Linked DNA regions of Homo sapiens: regions 1 and 2 are each linked to region 3. A link is an interaction called in ENCODE POLR2A ChIA-PET data of the cell type or tissue named here. Cell type or tissue: MCF 10A. All regions are shown on one strand.

Evidence for each region. Peaks named below come from ENCODE experiments on the same cell type or tissue, not always from the same donor. Only the 100,000 strongest peaks of a DNase experiment are listed, where the experiment ranks them.
Region 1: POLR2A ChIA-PET joins it to region 3 with 10 read pairs; 23 of 35 experiments call an interaction of 5 or more read pairs at or near these places.
Region 2: POLR2A ChIA-PET joins it to region 3 with 19 read pairs; 3 of 35 experiments call an interaction of 5 or more read pairs at or near these places.

What each region holds. Positions count from the first base shown.
Region 1 is chr12:93,565,914-93,568,413 of GRCh38, reverse strand. SOCS2-AS1 (SOCS2 antisense RNA 1) reads left to right here. Exons shown (of 4, transcript NR_038263.1): 2 at 1,255-1,350; 3 at 1,444-1,670. Among named protein-coding and RNA genes, the nearest start is that of SOCS2-AS1, 4.2 kb to the left of the region's middle. In MCF 10A, no CTCF peak of the experiment used is centred here; no DNase peak of the experiment used is centred here.
Region 2 is chr12:94,045,612-94,048,111 of GRCh38, reverse strand. LOC105369913 (a long non-coding RNA gene) reads right to left here. Exons shown (of 4, transcript XR_945223.3): 3 at 1,034-1,165; 4 at 74-270. Among named protein-coding and RNA genes, the nearest start is that of PLXNC1, 100 kb to the left of the region's middle. In MCF 10A, no CTCF peak of the experiment used is centred here; no DNase peak of the experiment used is centred here.
Region 3 is chr12:94,099,140-94,101,639 of GRCh38, reverse strand. It overlaps LOC124902986 (a long non-coding RNA gene), which reads right to left and starts at 27. Exons shown (of 2, transcript XR_007063409.1): 1 at 1-27. RefSeq lists enhancers at 41-549, 550-1,059. In MCF 10A, a CTCF peak has its summit at 85 (motif pointing right); DNase peaks (open chromatin) are centred at 79, 1,249 and 1,819.

The DNA of each region.
Region 1 (2,500 bases), 530 kb after region 3:
CTCTGTTCAAGTTACACTGGACTCCTTGCTAATTCTAGAACTCATTAGCCTTGCCCCTGCTTCAGGGTCTTTGTATTTGCTGTCTCCTCTACCTCTCATGCTCTCCTTTTAGATAGCTGCAAGGTTTACTCCCTCACTTCCTCAAATCTTTATTTAATGCCGCTTTCTTAGTGAGACCTTGCCTGTTGGCTCACTCAGAATTGACCTTCCCCCTGCACATTTCTCTTTCCTCCCTGCTCTAGTTTTTTCCTTAATCATGTTCACCATCTAACCTAGTTTATGTCTTATTTCTCCAGCTTACTTTCTCCCCAACTCTGCTTCATGTATTTGTACTTGCATTGTTCACAGCTGTAGTTCAGCACCTTGAACATAGTTCTTAGCATGTAGTAGGCATCCAATATAATCATTGAATGAATGGATGGATGAATGAATGGATGGATGAATGAATGAATGCATTAGCACCATGGCTTTAAAGTTAAGCTGTCCAGGTATGAATCCTCACTCTGCCACCACTTGCTACATATGTGATCTTTGGCAATTTATTTAGCCTCTTCTGGAGATGATCATGGTCCCTACCTTACAGGGCTGTTGTGAGAATTAATTGAGCTAATCTATGAAAAGTGCTTTGGAACTTAGCAAATACTTAATAACAATTAGCTGTTATTTCAACTGTCATCCTTTTACTCTCGGTGAGTTTGGATTTTTCTGTCTATGGATAAGATTGTCTTACATTTGCCTATGTAAAATTCAATGGTCACCTCCACCCCCACCAAACCTCCCATCCTGTGGCTTCCAGAGAACTTCATGTAGTTGGTTCCCTGGAGCGCCCTTTCGGCTTTAAAATTTACAGGTTTCCAAAGTGATTCCATTTGTTCCTAGATTTTCAGACCATATCTATTCAGTGTGGCAGATTCATGGCTGCAGTGATGAACGGTTATTCTCCATGAGGAGCGAAGGGAGAAGATTTTCACAAAGCTGGAGCATTTCCTCCACTGCCTGCACTGAGGAGTTGCCAAGGCTTGAAAATCTCTTCTGTGTGCCAAACCAGAACTGGACATTTCTGGTTTTGCAATGCAGACGTTCTAGTACTGGAATTAACAAATGCTCCACACTGAGCTACTGCCAAATTGCCAGGAGAGTTTTTCAGTGTTTGTTTGGGGGATAGGGTAACAATAGGATGGCCTTTGGAGATTGTGTCTGACACACCTGTGGGCAGAAGGTAGGCTTTAAGTATCCACCATCTCTTCCTTTTAGAGTTTGCCATCTCCGTACCACCACCACCACCACACACAGCACCCTCAAGACTCCCTGTGATCCTGGGATGCACTCAACGAAGAGTGTGTGGCCCAGGTGAGCCAATGGGAATGACTCGAGCTCTTGGACATAGAGGTTTGTCCAGTATCACAAGTCCAGTAGAACCAACCAGATTATTTTTATTTTCAGGATTTGATGGAAATGCTACAAGAGAAGCAGGCTCTCCCCTTCTGAAATGATGAGTGATAATGACCATACAGGTCAACTTTTCCACCACTTGGAGGGAGCCTGTCAAAGAACAAAGGCAACAGAGAAGAGAGCAGAGCTGAGGTTGGGTGAGAGGGAGAAATTCCTGAGTGCTTGAATCCCACATGCCGGAAGCCGCACCACACTTGGACTTCTCAATACAGGAGCCAGTGAGTTTATTTTTTCCTGACCTGGTTGGATTTGGGCATTCTCAAGAGTTTGGGGGTTGGGTGGGGGGCATTTAGGGGAGAGAGCAGAATGCAGAATTGAGAAGGGGAAGAAGAGAGCTGCCTTCCACTTTAATGAGCATCTCCTACTTTTCCTCTGGTGCTTCTCAGCACTAAGTCCCTTTTACAATATACTGCTTGCTCCATCCCCATAATGGAGGACACTCACTGGTAGACAAAGGAAGAGGGAGAGGAGCAGAGCTGATGCCACTGGCATTAGTGCTCTGGGCCCAGGATGGGGCAGGGAGCAGTGAGGCAGATGGCTTTCTCCTGGACTTCTGGGACCCAAGAACATGGTAAATGTCCATGCCGTCTGTCTTTCCGCCCACAGAATGGAGGGGAAACATGTTCTAGGACAGCAGTCATCAATCTTATTTAAGACATGAATCAATCAGAAATTCCGGTAGAATCTAGAGACCAGAGGTCACAAACCACCTGCCTATCGGGACCATATTTGACTCACTCAGAGTGTTCTGGTTGGTATGCCAGGATTCTCTAAAGAAAATGTGAACTAAATTGAGATTTCATCTCCAAAGAGAACCAGATTTCTGCTTTCTCTTAATCAGCCATAAGGTCTGTCAATACTGGGTCCCATTTCCTCAAGGCAGTGATCAACTGAAGCAGAGGAGTGAGTGCCTGCCTTAGAAGGCATGTGCCCTCCCGTTTGCCCAATCCTCACCCGCCCCAAGGTCTCCCCAACACTGAGCATTGCTTGCCTTTTGTCATCACCCTTGCATTACTGTTTCTTATGGTGGAGAGATATTTATTTGGAC
Region 2 (2,500 bases), 54 kb after region 3:
TTACTGCAAGTCAGAGGCATTTATTAATGCTGCTAATAATAGTACCTAGCAGGGAAGGACTGGCACAAACATGCAAGAAGCAGCGTTTCCCTTTACTGTGCTTTCATTGTTCACTGGAACATGACAGATGGAGATAAATTCAGACTTGCCTTTTCAGTTCCGTCACTTGGGTTACTGATCCCATTACTAGAAGTTGTGCTTTGCTGGTGCCCGTAGAAACATGCAGCAAATAACAGGCTGTAGGGTGTTCTCATGCTCCATTCGTGCAGCCTGAAACAGAAAAGTTTGGTTTCTGAGAAAGCTGCAGGTTCCATCTCTGTAGCCTGAGGTTGTTTTGAAATGAGGCGGCCATAAAAGCTGAGCACAAGCCGAATCTTGCCTGCCTTCTTGCTTGCAAAGTGCAAAAAGGCAAGCAGAGAAAGCAAAATTACCTGTCTTTGTGTGCCTTTGTGTATCCCTATCTCTCAGTCTTTTACTTTGAAAAATTTCTCTATTTAGAACTGTGTAAATTGATATCAATTGCTAATCTCATTGAAGCCAGGTTTATGCCAAAAACTATGCAGGGAGCCTCCCAGGTATTATTTCTTTTGAACCTCGATAACTCAGTGCTATGTTGTTATTCCCATTTCATAGAGGAGGAAACCAAGGCAGGGAGAAATTCAGGTTATATGTTCAATGTAGCACAGTTGGTAAGGGGCAGAGGTAGAATTTGAACCTGTGTTTTTGTGACCCTAGAACCTGCAGTGGCAACCCCAATATCCTATTGCCTGTTGAGAGAGCAGAGGAGAGTTTGCAATCTCCAGTTGCTTCTTTCCACCACGGGCTGGCAGCTACTGGCCATTCCTATTGTGGAAAGCAAAAGGCATCCCAGCCTGGGAAACCAGCTGGATTTCATCACATCAGCTGAAGTCACGTCAGCTGACTTCAGGTCAGCTGAAGGTGTAGTCACCTGCCTCCACTTCCACTTTCCCTTCACAACTCTCTGTCACCCCACTCACCCCAGTCCTGACACACCAGATGGCTGCTTTTCTACCTGGTTAGTTACTGGGTACTGCAGGCCTCTGTTTCTCCAGGCTTCTTCACCAGTGTTTCTGCTGCAGGATAGGTTCAACGCAGCTTTCGTTGGCTGGTCTAGGACTTGATACAGTGGGCTGCACACTGAGCTCTGAACCAGGAATTCACAAATAAGTTGTTAGGACCTGCCGTGGTCTGAATGTGTTCCCTCTCCCCTCCCCCCAACAAATTCATATGTTGAAACTTAACTGCCAATGTGATAACATTAAGAGGTGGGGCCTTTAGGAGATGAGTAAGTCATGAAGGCTCTGCCTGTTACGAATGGGATGAGTACTCTTATAAAAGAGCTCAAGGGAACTAACTAGATCCCTTTTGTCCTGCCTTCTGCCATACGAGGACATAGCAATAAGGCACCATCTGAAAGCAGAGAGTAGCCCTTAGCAGACACTGAATGTGTTGGTGCCTTGATCTTGGATTTCCCAGCCTCCAGGACTGTGAGAAAATAAATCTCTGTTCTTTGCAAATTACCCAGTCTTGGATATTGTGTTATAGCAGCAGAAACGAACTGAGACAGGACTCTACTCATGTATTGTTTGATGAGTCTCCCGTAGTCCTGCCATAAGAAACTGAGTGCAGGCCAGGTGCCGTGGCTCACGCCTGTAATCCCAGCACTTTGGGAGGCCGAGGTGGGCAGATCATGAGGTCAGGAGATCAAGACCATCCTGGCTAACATGGTGAAACCCCGTCTCTACTAAAAAATGCAAAAAATTAGCCGGGCGTGGTGGTGGGCACCTGTAGTACCAGCTACTCAGCAGACTGTGGCAGGAGAATGGCGTGAACCCGGGAGGCAGAGCTTGTAGTGAGCCGAGATCGTGCCACTGCACTCCAGCCTGGGCGACAGAGGGAGACTCCATCTCAAAAAAAAAAAGGAAAAAAATAAAGGAAACTGAGTGCAAAAACATGCCCGTGCAAAAGTGATCTGTTGAGAGTAATGTATCATGTTGTGAAGGGGTTCACTCACTGTGAGAACATGGTGGAAATGAAGAACACTAGCCTGGGATTCAAGTGAAGCTGTCCTTTCCTGAGCGCTTACTGTGGACTGGGCACTGTGCTGGCCTCTTGCCTACCTGATTTCATGCAGGCCTCAAAATTGTTTTGTGAAGTAGGCTGCCTTATCGATATTTTACAAATGAGAAAACTGAGGCTAGATATATTAACTGGCTTTTCAAGGGCGGTTTGACTTGTAAAGTGGAGTCTTCAGTTTCCAATGCCAATGTTCTTTTTTCTTTCTTTCTTTCTTTTTTTTTAACTCAGCTACTAATTTACTTTATAATCTTAAGGGGAAAAAAACCCTTTTGGCCTTATTTTCATATCTTTAAAATGAGAGGTTAGATTAGATCACGGTTTTCTAATTTGTGTTCCAAGAAACTCCTAGTTAGGTGATCATAGCTACAGGCTTTTGAGCTACTCAAACTTGGATTCGGGT
Region 3 (2,500 bases):
TCGCGCGAGGTTCGAACAGGCTGCAAGACCAAGGCACCGCGCGTGCGGACTGATCTTCCTCACCCCCGGCAGAGGGCGCCCTTCTCCCGCTCCAGCGCCCCGCCGGGCGAGCCCCTCCAGCCGCGCCCTGAGCCCTGCCTCGTCCAGGCCGGGTCTCCAGCGCCAGGTGCCTGCAGCCCTACACTGGGAGAATTACAAAGCTACTTCTGTCTGACATTGGGCACAGCCTTTGAATGTCCCGTTCCTTTTGCTCCTAGCTGACTTACTGCTCATTTTTATTTTCCTAAGTGAATATTGAAACTTATTTGCATTTTATGGAGCTCCTGGTAACAGAGGGATCTTACCTGGCAGGGTGAGAATCCCGCTAAGGAAGTTGGCTCAGGACGGAGGTTCTCGCCAGGGCTCACCCACAAAGGGAATAATCCTATCTATGAGACAAATAATTTCCTTTAAAGCTTGCAAAGGGGGGCGGACGCGGTCGCTCTTGCCTGTAATCCCAACACTTTGGGAGGCTGAGGCCGGCGGATCACTTCAGGTCAGGAATTCGAGAGCAGCCTGGCCAACATGGTGAAACCCGGTCTCTACCAAAAATACAAAAATTAGCTGGGCGTGGTGGCTCGTGCCTGTAATCCCAGCTACTCGGAGGCTGAGACAGGAGAATCACTTGAACCTGGGAAGCAGAGCTTGCAGTGAGCCAAGATCGTGCCACTGCACTCCAGCCTGGGCCACAGAGCCAGACTCTGTCTCAAAAAACAAACAAACAAACAAACAAACAAACGGGTTTTCCTGTGTCAAGCTTAACCGATTCTATTTATCTCTTTCCTCTTCATGAAAAGGTTGATTTATTCATTTCTCAACCGATATTTTACTGAGTACCTTCTGTGTGCCAGGTACCAGGGTGAAAAAGGCAGAGTTGATTCCTGGTTTGGGTGGAGCCGATGGTCTAATAAGGGAAGATATATTGAATAAACACGTTAATTGGTCATACCTAAGATAAACGCTACACAGGAAAAACAGAGACTTCTGGAGGAGGCTGCAACAGGGAACCAGCTGAAGTCCTCAGCTGAATCTCAGGCATCCTTTCCCTCCTAGAAGCTCTCTTCTCACTTCCTGCTGCTGCAAACTGATAAAAATAATAGCCTCCCAGAAGCGGATGGTGAGTCAGTGCATTCAAGGCTGCACATCCCCAGGTGAGGTAACAAGAGTCAGGGTCTGGCTGAAATCTCCTCTCCCCGTTCGCACTCCTGGGCTGAGTGCCACTCGGCAAGGCGTGAGCCATTTTGCATGATGAAGTCCACATTACAGATTTCTTCTGACACCTGATGACTAACAAGGTCTGAAAACAACAAGACACCTCTAGGCGCTGCATCCTCCTCCTCCTCTTCAGTGTTTATGGAACACCTCCTAGGTATTGGGTGGGTGTTTTGTGCCAAGGATGCAAGCAAAACATTAGAGACAAAAGGAGGAATAGAATATGCCAAAGGCCAAGGAGGGTATGAACTAGTGGTTCCCAGAGTTTGAGCTTTTATGAGCAGCTAAAAGTGAGAGCTTTATTAACTAGGATCAGACATTGATAATTAGGTCAAAGGATAAAAGAGGTTCAGCCTAACAGTGGCCTAAACAAGACAGAAAATAAAAGTTTATCTCTATCATGAGAGTCCACAGTCCAGAGTCTCACTGAGTAAGGGAAAGGTGAGGGTGAGCGCTTTGCTGCCCTTCCTGTGATATTCTCAAAGGAAAGACGGGGGAGAAAGAGGAGACTCACACAATCCATTCTCCACCCCGCAGCTGCAGCCTGCGTACTCTTTGAAATATGTCATTCAGATCGTTATCCTGCTTCTCATCTTCCTGTGGCTTTCCATAACTGGCCAGAAGCCCTCCCACAACCCCCACCGCCCTGCCTGCCTCCACCACCTGCTCCTCGCTCATCGCACTCTGGCTGTAGCGCCTGCCTTCTTTCTGCAACTTGCACACGCCAAGCTCTTCCTAAAGCTATGCCTATGCATGCACAATGTCCTCTGGTTGGAAGGCCCTTTCTGCAGCTCCTTCTATGGCTTGTGCATCTCCACCTTAGGCCTTAGTTCAAGTATCTATCACCTCCTCAGAGCACCCTTCCCTCAAGCCCTGGTGGGCAGTGGCTCTGCCACCTACATAGCCTCATAGTCACTCCCTCTCTCATGTTCCTGATTATGTCTTTTTCTTTTAAGAGACAAGGTCCACTCTGTCATCTAGGTTAGAGTGCAGTGCATGATCATAGCTCAGTGCAGCCTTGAACTCCCTGGCTCAAACGATCCTCACACCTCAGCCTCCTGAGTAGCTAGGACTACAGGTGTGTGCTACCACGCCTGGCTAATTTTTAAATTTTTTGTAGAAATGGAGTCTCACTGTGTTGCCCAGGTTGGTCTCTAACTCCAGTCCTTAAGCGATCCTCTGACCTCAGCCTCCCAAAGTTTTGGAATTACAGGCATGAGCCACTGTGTCAGGTCCCTGATTGTGTCCT